Regions from separate parts of the Mus musculus genome. Here region 2 is linked to region 1. Evidence: chromatin contacts called from ENCODE Hi-C or POLR2A ChIA-PET data. All regions are on one chromosome and are shown on one strand. Each heading gives the region's core, a stretch centred on a gene start or an enhancer-like site at or near the end of the contact. The rest is flanking DNA. Distances are from core to core; before and after follow the strand shown.

The links. Hi-C counts contacts between places; a loop is a spot of excess contacts on that map. ChIA-PET counts read pairs that join two places held with the same protein, here RNA polymerase II (POLR2A).
Region 2: POLR2A ChIA-PET joins it to region 1 with 74 read pairs in embryonic stem cell. The contact joins the enhancer-like site here to the promoter of Slc7a3 in region 1. A Hi-C loop is called at or near these places in 1 of 37 maps with a recorded cell type or tissue (mouse embryonic stem cell). POLR2A ChIA-PET finds 5 or more read pairs at or near these places in 3 of 5 experiments (all embryonic stem cell).

The regions. Positions count from the first base shown.
Region 1 is chrX:101,081,989-101,087,379 of GRCm38, reverse strand. It overlaps Slc7a3 (solute carrier family 7 (cationic amino acid transporter, y+ system), member 3), which reads left to right and starts at 1,975. Exons shown (of 12, transcript NM_001301840.1): 1 at 1,975-2,108; 2 at 3,106-3,509; 3 at 4,074-4,232; 4 at 4,412-4,589; 5 at 4,734-4,846; 6 at 4,967-5,189; 7 at 5,348-5,391. The coding sequence starts at 3,140.
Region 2 is chrX:101,329,082-101,334,472 of GRCm38, reverse strand. No RefSeq gene overlaps it. Among named protein-coding and RNA genes, the nearest start is that of Gm31385, 6.3 kb to the left of the region's middle. Within about 2 kb of position 1,997, at least 1 of the 3 ENCODE cell types and tissues checked has a DNase peak (open chromatin) inside an H3K27ac peak, as active enhancers do.

The sequences.
Region 1 (5,391 bases), core at 726-3,225:
AAGCCAAGTGCCCCTTATATTCAGCGGGAGGAGAAGCCAGTAACGTCATAGGATCCCAGCCCCAAGCCCTCTCCCTACACATGACACACAACAAAATATACATACTGAAGAGTTGAAAATCACTAGCAACCTGTTAGGTTCATAAACACTTGGGTCATAAACACTTGGTCCTTGAGCCTCAGCCAATCCCGGAAGATACCTTACCTTTCCTGGATCAATCATAATGTTCCAACGACCCGTGTGGAATGTCTCAAAGCCCCAGGAGCGTTGCCTAAGGAGCCTCTAATTGTGCTGTGGAGGTTTTCTTTCTCAGATTAGACCATTAAAGACTAGGAGTAAATGTGTTTGCTCCCACCCCCACCTCTGAGGCATTGAATTCAGCACTCAACCACTAAGCCAGATCTCCATCGGTCCCAAGGATTTTACTCGTGTTTCTTTGGTAGACGTAGCTTTATAGCAGCTCTTTAACAAGTGCATTCTTTTCTTAAGTTTCTACAATCTTCTGCGGTTTCCTAGGAATTCCTAGCCTAAAAAGGACCTACTTCATGCATGAGCTTCACACTTCCTCTTTCTTGTGCATTTGAATGAAGTATAGTACCTATGGGAGGCCAGACCTTAAAACAACAGGCCAGGTTTTATCAGAATGAATGGTGACTCAATGCTAAGTCTGATGCTCCAAACTTCAGCTTAGTCATCAGCAAAATGGAATTAAAAGGGTGGGGCTGCAGCTCATTGGTATAATCTTGGCACTGGGGAGACCTACAGGATTGATCCCCATCACTATCAATTTTAAAAAGTTTCGCTCCTTCAATATTTAAATATTCATAATTTCATATTTAATATTAATAGGCAGGTGGAGAGATGCTACAAATACATTGTGGCCTAGGAATCTACTCGGGGTTAATGATCGGTGTACAGGTGGTTTGAAACTGTCTTCCATTTTCTTGCTGTCTGTATTAGAGAGTGAGAGCAGAGGCAGCAGTCGGGGCTGTTGATAGTCTTGCAAGGTCCTGAAGGATTTCATGCAGACAAACGTGCTCAGGGAGAAGACACAGTGAGATGGAGACTTGGTGCTATTTGCCCCTCCAGCCTTCACACAAACCCAATTCTCTTTATTCACTCCCCTCCCCAGTGCTGCGAATGTTTGCTGATTCTGACTAATCTTGCATAAAGGTAGAAAATACCCATGGGATCTGTGGTCAGGAAGCTTTTAATTGTCTTTTGACCACCAGAGAGGCAAATGGTTAAAGGCTATCCCTCTTTTCTCACTCCCGGCCATGCCCTGCTTGTTTTTTTTGGTTGGGAAGCAGTCTCAGGCCAAAAGCGACCAATGTTGCAAAGCCATGTGACTGGTGACTGACGGTGTGCGTGTGCGTGTGTGTGCGTGTGTGTGTGCCCGCGTGTACACAAGCGAGTGTGTTGGTATTGAAAGACCCCCGAAGGGAGACCCTCACTCAAGTCTCGGGAACGTCGCGCACCCAGTGGGACACAGAGACCGGACTTTGTGATCACACGAGGAATTTTTATTGAAAGCGAGACAGAACGAGAGCTCAGGCCAGCATGCTGGGGTCGAGACTCATACACCAAGCAAGGAGTAGAGGAGTTTCGACCCCGGCCTGAAATTTTACAGAGCTTATAAAGGCAAAAACCACAAACCAGGGGGAGGAAAAGGGGAAATTTTAAAACCATAAATTTTCTTAACAGCTAGGTGATGTGCTACCTTAGGCAACGCTCCTGGGGCTTTGAGACATTCCACACGGGTCGTTGGAACATTATGATTGATCCAGGAAAGGTAAGGTATCTTCCGGGATTGGCTGAGGCTCAAGGACCAAGTGTTTATGACCCAAGTGTTTATGAACCTAACAGGTTGCTAGTGATTTTCAACTCTTCAGTATGTATATTGTGTTGTGTGTCATGTGTAGGGAGAGGGCTTAGGGCTGGGATCCCATGACGTTACTGGCTCCTCCTCCCGGTGAATATAAGGGGCGCTTGGCTTGCAAGGACCCTGAGCTGCGGCATTGAAGCACACCCAACCCAACTCGACTGAAGTCAGCCTCACTGAACCGGATCTGAGAATCTTCTCTCTCTGGGCTTGCCAGGGCTCTCCGGTAAGCCTTTGGGGCTGGCACGTGTGTCAGAGTGGGGAGAGGGAGGCTCCTCTTTTACCTAGGCTTTTCAGGCAACCAGGGCTTGCAATTGCATCAGCGCAACTGTGACCTGTTGCTGGTAAGACCCTAGCCCAGGAGCCAGGGCTCCCTAGCTCCAGCGCATTTCCAGATTGTTTTTCTTCATGGAGCCATAAAAATCTAGATGCTGAGTCTAGGGCCACCGGGCGGGACCCCTAATCGGCCGAGAGGGAAGTGCTAGCGATCTCGGGCTGGTTTTGCCCCCCACCCCCCAGGCGCATCTCCCAATTTCAGAGACCGAAGCCCCGCCTCACTGCTGGTGCTCACTGGTCATCGTAGCCTAGCCGGAGGAGGTGGGGAACATTTGCTTTCTCCGAGGGCAAAGAAGGCTCAGGTGGATCGCCGGGGCTTGGTGAGAAGGGATAAGATTGAGGTCAGTCCCCTCTTCCAGGCGTAGCCACGTCTCTGAAGCTCTCTGGGCGCTCACTAAAAGGGATGTGGGTAATGGGTGTAAAAAAAAAAGGGTTCTTTCAGAGTTGCCCCGAGTTGAGTTCCGCTTGATTCACCAGGAGCCATAGGCCGGGGAAACAGAAATGTTAGGTTTCAAGGCTGCTGGGCTGGGCTCTAGGGTAAATCCCATAGGTTCTTGGGCAGGAAAAGAAGAAACCTAATGTCCTAGCACTTACTAAAGGCCAACCACTGTGCTATACAGAGCTTTCTCTAGCCTTTTCTGAAATGGGTCCTTCCACCTGCCTGGGAGACACTGTAATCCCCACTTGCATTATTATTGTAATTCCTACTTGCATATGAAGAAATGGTAATTAGAGGTGGAAGTGGCTTGCTTTCTCCTCTTCTGCCCAACCCCCTTTGTCCCTGTAACTCATTCACCTGGTGGAGGGAGTGGGTTTTGTAATTCACTTTTGGAGCTTGTGGGGGACAATGAGACCCATTGAAGGGCTTTTGTCTTGTTTTTCACCAGAACCTAGCTAGCATCCTCTTCAATTCCAACTAGAATGCTGTGGCAGGCACTTCGAAGATTTGGTCAAAAGCTGGTGCGGAGACGTGTGTTGGAGCTGGGTATGGGTGAGACCCGCCTTGCCAGATGCCTGAGCACCCTCGACTTAGTGGCTCTGGGTGTGGGCAGCACATTAGGTGCAGGTGTGTATGTCCTGGCTGGAGAGGTGGCCAAAGATAAAGCAGGACCATCCATTGTGATCTGCTTTTTGGTGGCTGCTCTGTCCTCTGTGTTGGCTGGACTGTGTTATGCTGAATTTGGTGCCCGGGTCCCCGGCTCTGGTTCTGCATATCTCTACAGTTATGTCACCGTAGGTGAACTCTGGGCCTTCACCACCGGCTGGAATCTCATTCTCTCCTACGTCATTGGTGAGATAGATGCTTGGGGTAGGATGGGAGGGATGGATGATTACACAAATAGCAGAGGGATTATGGATCCAGAAATCCGAGTGCAATTTCAGTGAAGTCTAAATTGTCTTTATTTTTCCTAGTATCTCAATACTTCTAGATGTCTGTTTGTTTGTTTATTTATTTATTTATTTGGGGTAGGGGTATAGGGAGGGTTTGAAGGTGCAGTACAATTGTTCACCTCCGTCTGGTGTTCATTCATTAAGATGTTAGTTAGGGTCTTTAAAATTAATAACAGGAGCTGGGTCTAGAGTTGTACACCTATAATTCCAGCACTCAGAGGCTAAGGTAGGAGGATCAAGAGTTTGTTAAGTCTGAGGCCAGGCTAGGCCTGAGCTACATAGAGAGAACTGTCAAACACACACACACACACACACACACACACACACACACACACACACACACAGAGTAAGGTGGGTAATTATGGCAGGAATCTGTGAGGCAGATGTATAGGAGGGAGGGAATTTGATCTTATAATATTCCTGAGTATTGGGGTTAAGGTAGAAAATACAATTGCTATACCAGGTACAGCCAGTGTGGCCCGGGCTTGGAGCTCTGCTTTTGACAACCTGATTGGAAACCACATCTCTCGGACTCTGAAGGGGACCATCTTGCTGAAGATGCCTCATGTTCTTGCAGAATATCCAGATTTCTTTGCCTTGGCCCTTGTGTTGCTGCTCACTGGTGAGGCAAGGGGCAGGGTGAATGATGGGAGGGGTTGGGCTTGGGAAGCGCTCAAGGGTAATGAGGGGAGGAAAGGAAGCTGGGAAGGAAAGAGTCTGCCACACAGAGGCAGAAAAAAGGGAAAGCAAGCGTGGAGGAAGGATTTTGTCCTCAGGATCCTGAACAATTTTCTCCCACAGGATTGCTGGTTTTAGGGGCAAGTAAATCAGCCCTGGTTACCAAAGTGTTCACAGGGATGAACCTTTTGGTTCTCAGCTTTGTCATCATCTCTGGCTTCATTAAGGGAGAACTGAGAAACTGGAAGCTCACGAAAGAGGACTATTGCTTGACCATGAGTGAATCCAACGGCACTTGTAGGTTAGAGAGCCACAAAGCTGGGACCATAATGGGGGAGGAGGAGGAATCCAGAATGGGAATGGGAGACAATGAACAGCTGGGCATCAGAAAAGGGATGCACTTAACTGAACACTCTTACGGATTCTCTTCCTTCTTGCACTCTAGCTTGGACTCTATGGGCTCTGGAGGTTTCATGCCTTTTGGCTTGGAAGGGATTCTCCGTGGCGCTGCTACCTGTTTCTATGCCTTCGTTGGTTTTGACTGTATTGCAACCACCGGTAACAGTCACACAATCTTGGCTGGTCTTGGGTGCAATGTGTGAACTTACAGATTTGGGGTGGCAGAGGAGGAAGCCTACTTCCCTGGTTTAGAACACTGTGCCCTGTGTTTTCTTACAGGAGAAGAGGCTCAGAATCCCCAGCGCTCCATCCCCATGGGTATTGTGATCTCGATGTTCATCTGCTTTTTGGCTTACTTTGGTGTGTCTTCAGCACTTACCCTCATGATGCCTTACTACAAGCTTCATCCTGAGAGCCCTCTGCCTGAAGCATTTTCCTATGTTGGCTGGGAGCCTGCCCGCTACTTGGTGGCTATTGGCTCCCTCTGTGCACTTTCTACTAGGTCAGTGTTAAATATTTCTTTGCCCCGTGGCTGTAGTTTCCAGCTATGTCCATTTTGTGCCAGAGAATGTTCCTTAGAAAGGCTAGGAAAGGGAGGTGGAAATGCTGTAAGCACACAGGCTGATGAACTCATTCCCCTTGGACATTGTCTTTTTTCAGCCTTTTGGGCTCTATGTTTCCTATGCCTCGGGTGATGTATTCAA
Region 2 (5,391 bases), core at 748-3,247, 250 kb before region 1:
TGAGCATACACACAAATTAGTAAATATTTAAAACAAATGCAACATCCTCTAGGAATTCTTACAGTTGAAAGCCAATGGCCTTGCAGTTCCCAATCTGCCTAGAAACATCTAAGACTGACAAGTACCACAATCATTATACTTACTGTGATTACCGCCCCTCCCCACTAGCGCTACTCCCAGATATGTGGACAGTATAAAACATTGTGACTGCCTGTTTTTCACACTTGCCTGCTCCCCATTCTCTTATCCATCATGTGTTAACCTTCTACATCTTCAGTGTCACTCAGCCCTGGTTGTCTTTGACCATCAGAGCAGGTACCGTGGGTAAATTAACAAAGGCAAGGCAGTGAGTGGAGAAACGCTTTATAATAAAGAGGAGAAACTGGAAGCAGTTGATAGCATTAGGCAAGGGTACACGTCTCCTAGTAGAATATTCCAGTTGCCAGGGGGATTATACCACAGCCCAGCATCCCGGCAGAGGATCACACAGCCTATCAGCGCAATGGGAAAAGTCTAAATTTCCACCATTCGTGTGCTGATTCTTGAAATGGTCAAAATCGGAAACAAAAGCCAAGGAGGATTTGTGTCTGCACTGACCCTTTACCCCAGCATGGGCAAAACACATGTTGCCTCTTTCCTGTTCCTTGGCTATTCCATGCAGAAGGTAGAGGGTCGAGCCTGGACAATGCAAATGAACGGTGGGTGGGATTCAGCCAGGGGACCTCTACAGGGAGAACTAGAGATGGAAGATAAAAACTCAGCCCCCTCCTAACCACCACACCTCAGTGTATGTGGTTCGGAAATCTCCATTCTTTGATGCAATACTCAGGCTTATGGGTGTTTACTGCACACAGAGCCTATGAAACCCTAGGCTACACTGCTACTTTCAGGCAGCTTTACCTGTGGGATAAGAAACTTGGCGGAGAAGTGATGTCTGAGCATGAAGAAGCAAAACGAGACTACAGGAAGCAGCCTAAAGGAGACAAGTGTAGCCAGCTCCCTTTACACAGCTTCTGGCTTCATTTAACCCAGTCGGGGAAAACATGCTGTAAGGGCACGCAGGAGCATGGATGACATAGGGCCCCTGGCTCAGGTAGACATCCATCCTTTCATCTGAATCCAGCAGCTTCTTCGCTCTGCCTGGGCTCTCTGTTTTCTCCATTATCTACCGAAGGCTGGATTCCTCTTTAGGATTACAATCTTTGTTAAGGTTGTCCTATATGATTGACACGTATGTCCCCAGAGACCTACAGAATGATCCGAAAGCCTCCACCTAACTCCACCTTTCCAGGCTCCTCCCTCAGAGTGGCTGGCAGCTGGAGCAAAGGCAGCCCCCTGTGATCTGGGGCTGAAGTGGAAGCCGAGGCAGTCCCCCTCCCAATCATTTTTCCTTCCCCGGCCTCCAACAAGTAAGACAGAAACCTCAAAGGACAGTGAGGGGTTAAGCTCCTTATATGGAAATGAGACTCCTTCCTGTGCGGAAATAAGTGTTTTAGCTTCAAGTACACACACACACACACACACACATAGGCACACACACACACATAGGCACACACACACACACACACACATACAGGCACACGCACACACACACGCACGCGCGCACGCTGGCGGCGGCGGCGGGGGGCGGGGCGGAGAAGGGGGGCGCGCGGGCGCGCGCGCGCCTTCAGATAAAATTCCCGAAGCTCCTTCTCTTTGGCGGGGGCGGAGGGTGGCGGGCAGCAGGGGCGGGGCCGGGAAAGGCCACTTTGCGCAGCGCAGACAGAGGGATGAGTCATCAAAAAGACTCGGGGAAAGGAAGCGGAACTAGTCATCAGAGCCGGGAAAAGAGGTAGCCAGTCATTAGACAGGGATGGTGTCAATCATACTTTCTCCACCAATGATCTGAGAGTCTCTCAGGCCTCGCAGACCGGAAAAGGGGTCTTGGGAGGCGGTCTAAAGCTGCTGAGATCCGAAAAGCTTGGGCGCTGGCGGCGGCCAAGGCTACGGACGCGCGCAGGGCCCCCTGGCAGGAAGATGGCGTTTGCCGTCAAGGTCACATGGCCACTTTTGAGCACTAAAACGAAAGACTAGCTAAGAAAGAGTAGGGACGGCCATCATGGGGCCGGATTTTCAGAAAGCTGTCAGGATTCCAAGTTGTTTTTTTTCCAGTTCGCAAGCACATTTGTCTTAGTTATCAGCCATATTCTAAACACATCGTACAGCTCTGGGAAAGGGCGGGGTCTTCCCTGGGCTTTTTTCCCCCTCTGCAAGCCTGAAAAGGGGTGGACGAAGCCTGGGCTAGAGTGGTTGGAGGAACTACAGGAGGGCAGCACTTGACAAAATAAAAGCACCCACCCGGGTCTTGACAGGCTTGGGAGACCAGGAAGGGAGGCCGATTCTGCCCACCACCTTTTTTTTTTTGGTTTTTCGAGACAATGTTTCTCCGTGTAGCCCTGGCTGTCCTGGAACTCACTCTGTAGACCAGGCTGGCCTCGAACTCAGAAATTCTCCTGCCTCTGCCTCCCAAGTGCTGGGATCAAAGGCGTGCGCCACCACACCCTGCTCACTGCCCACCACTCTTAATCCCTAAAGGTCCATGCCAGGCTTAGCTCCAGGTAGTGAGTGAGGTCCAATGCCTGAGCCCTCTCTAGTTTGGAAAAGTTGATTTGATTAAGTTCCTTGAATAGGTTCAATGTAAATTCAGGATCAGAAATCTTAAAACTTTACAATTTACAAGATAAAATATGTCAATCTGTGTAAAATGTGTTGTTGTTTATGAGGTGACCCACAAACATTACTTGGGAAGTTTTCTTGTTCCCTTGCCAAGCTTGGTAGCCCATACCTTTAATCTCGGCACTCAGGAAGCTGAGGCAGGAGGATCTTGGTGAGTTTGAGGCTAGTCTGGTCCACATATTTCCAGGAAACCCTGGGCAATATGGAGATACCCTATCTCAAAAGGGAAGGGGGGGTCTTTTTGAGCTGCGCCTGCGTACGCCTTTAATCCCAGTACTGAGGGGTGGGGGCAGAAGCAGGTGGATCTCTTGAGTTCCAAGCCAGCATGGTCTACAGAGGGTTCTAGGACAGCTAGGGCTACACAGAGAAAGCCTGTCTTGAAAAACCAAAAGAAACATTTTTTGAGACATGGTTTTCTTTATTGCACAGCTCTCAATGTCCTGGAATTCACTTTGTAAACCAGGTTGGCCTCTCACAGAGAGCAGCCTGTCTCAGCCTCCTGAGTGATGGGATTTAAGGTATGTGCCACCACACCAGGCTTGAAAAGTATCTTAACTGAAAGATAAAAAGGGACTTGTCCACATCTTGGCGAGTATGGTTAAAGGGCCTTTACTCATGGACCCCCGTTTTGTGGGAACCAGGGAAGAGTTGGAGCCTATGCAAATAAAAAAGCAGCTTTCTAGGAATCAAAACACCGTAAAGATGGCTCTCTCTCTCTCTCTTTTTTGTTCTTTCTGCTATTTTCATTTCCCTCTGCAATTATGTACCCTCTCCATCAATAATCTCATCAATATCTGCAGTCCTTAACCTGTGGGTCTTGACCCCTTTGTGGGATCAAACAGCCATTTCACAGAGGTTGCCTAAGACCATCAGAAAACGCAGATATTTACATTACAATTCAGTAGCAAAATTACAGCTATGAAATAGTAACAAAAATAAGTCTGTGGTTGAGGGTCACCATAATATGAGGAACTGCATTAAAGAGTTGCAGCTTTTGGAAGGTTGAGAACTGCCTTCTTTAGTTTAGAGTATAAACTGAGAGCTGTTCCAGAATTTATAAACAAACAGAAGAGCCTTCAAGTCTAAGCCTGGGATGGGTTATGACAGAAACAAGGTTGAAGAATCCCTAGGATTGGAGACTGTGGTGGAAAGAGTACCATCTTCCTTAACTCAGTCTTGCAATGCTCAACTCGGTCATTGCCATTCAAGCTATTACTCCTGTGTGTTCTCTATTATCACACTGTGAGGATTCACCAGAACAGTCAGTGGCTTTTGTTTTAAATTTGAGACAGGATCTTTCTTTGTTATCCAAGCTGGTCTTGAGTTTGTGATCTTCCTGCCTCAGCCTCTTGGGTATCCGGGACTGCAGTTGGGCTCTAATTTCTCCAGGTTTAGTTTCACAACACATTGTGGAATGGACTTTTCTGGAACATCTGCTTATCTCTCAGCCTTTTAGTGGGGCTACAGGAATCCTAAGTATAACTCTAGGCCATTTAGGAGGAAAACATCACTTAAGCCTGAGTTCATGGAAAAGCAGACTCTTTTGCTCACTGTAAAGGTTACGGGCAATTTCCTGGGTCTGGCTTAGAGATTTACAGACACTCAAGTCATCATATGAGAGAGTGCATAAGTGGAGAGTTTGAAGAGGGTGTGGCAAACCCAATCCTGTAGTGCTCCAGAAAAAGATACATTCCCAGAGGCACTCTGGAGAAATGGAAATCCTGACAACATAGAAAAGAGCATCTGCGACACTCAAAGCAGTACTTGCCCTCGCTCTTTCTTTTGCTTTCCACATATCCCAAACAGCATCTGTCTTGGCGACCCATTAGGGAACAAAGCTAGGCTGAGTGCTGGAAAGGCAGGAAAGGGGCCTGCTCTATCCTATCTTGGACACCAGGTGGCAGTAGATCCCAACAGTAGTTCTGAAAAAGCCATTTGGAAAATGGACCTTGAGAGCCCTTGAACTATTTTCCTACGCCTTGCTCCCTACATGGAACTGGAGAATAAGAAGCCTTTTCAGGTGTGATGGACAATCATCCTTCAGGGAGCCACTTCCAGCTGAAGCTTCATCTCTCACCCATCTCTGTGTCCAACTGTTGGAACGCTGATCAGGCTCCCTGAAATACAGTCATAGTCCCTGCTCCTTCCAGAAACGTGTTTCTCAGCTGCAGATAAAGAAGGCTTGGAGAACCAGGCAGCATACACGAGCTGCTCTGAGGCCCCTGACACATATACAGCTGAGAACTGCCTGGTTTGGCCTCAGTCAGAAAGGATGTGACTAACCCTTGAGAGACTTGAGGCCCCAGGGAGTGGAGAGGCCTGGAGGGGCGGGCGGGTGGGGGTGGGGGTGGGGGTGCTGGGGAGGGGACGACATTCTCTTAGAGGGGTGGGGGAGATGGGACGAGGAACTGTGGGAGGGCAGACAGGGAGTCCGGTAACAATTGGAGTGTGAAAAAATTAAAAATAAATAAAATTTAAAAGGCAGTTATTTCTCATTCAAAGTCAAAGCAGATTTATTTTTTAAGCAAAAAGAAGGAGGGTGGAGATTGTAGCTCAACAGTTAGGAGCATTGAGTGCTCTTCCAGAAGACCTGGGCTCCATTCCCAACAACCACATGGTCTGTAACTCCAGTTCCACCACACAGGAAAGTGATGTACACATATGGAGACACAAATA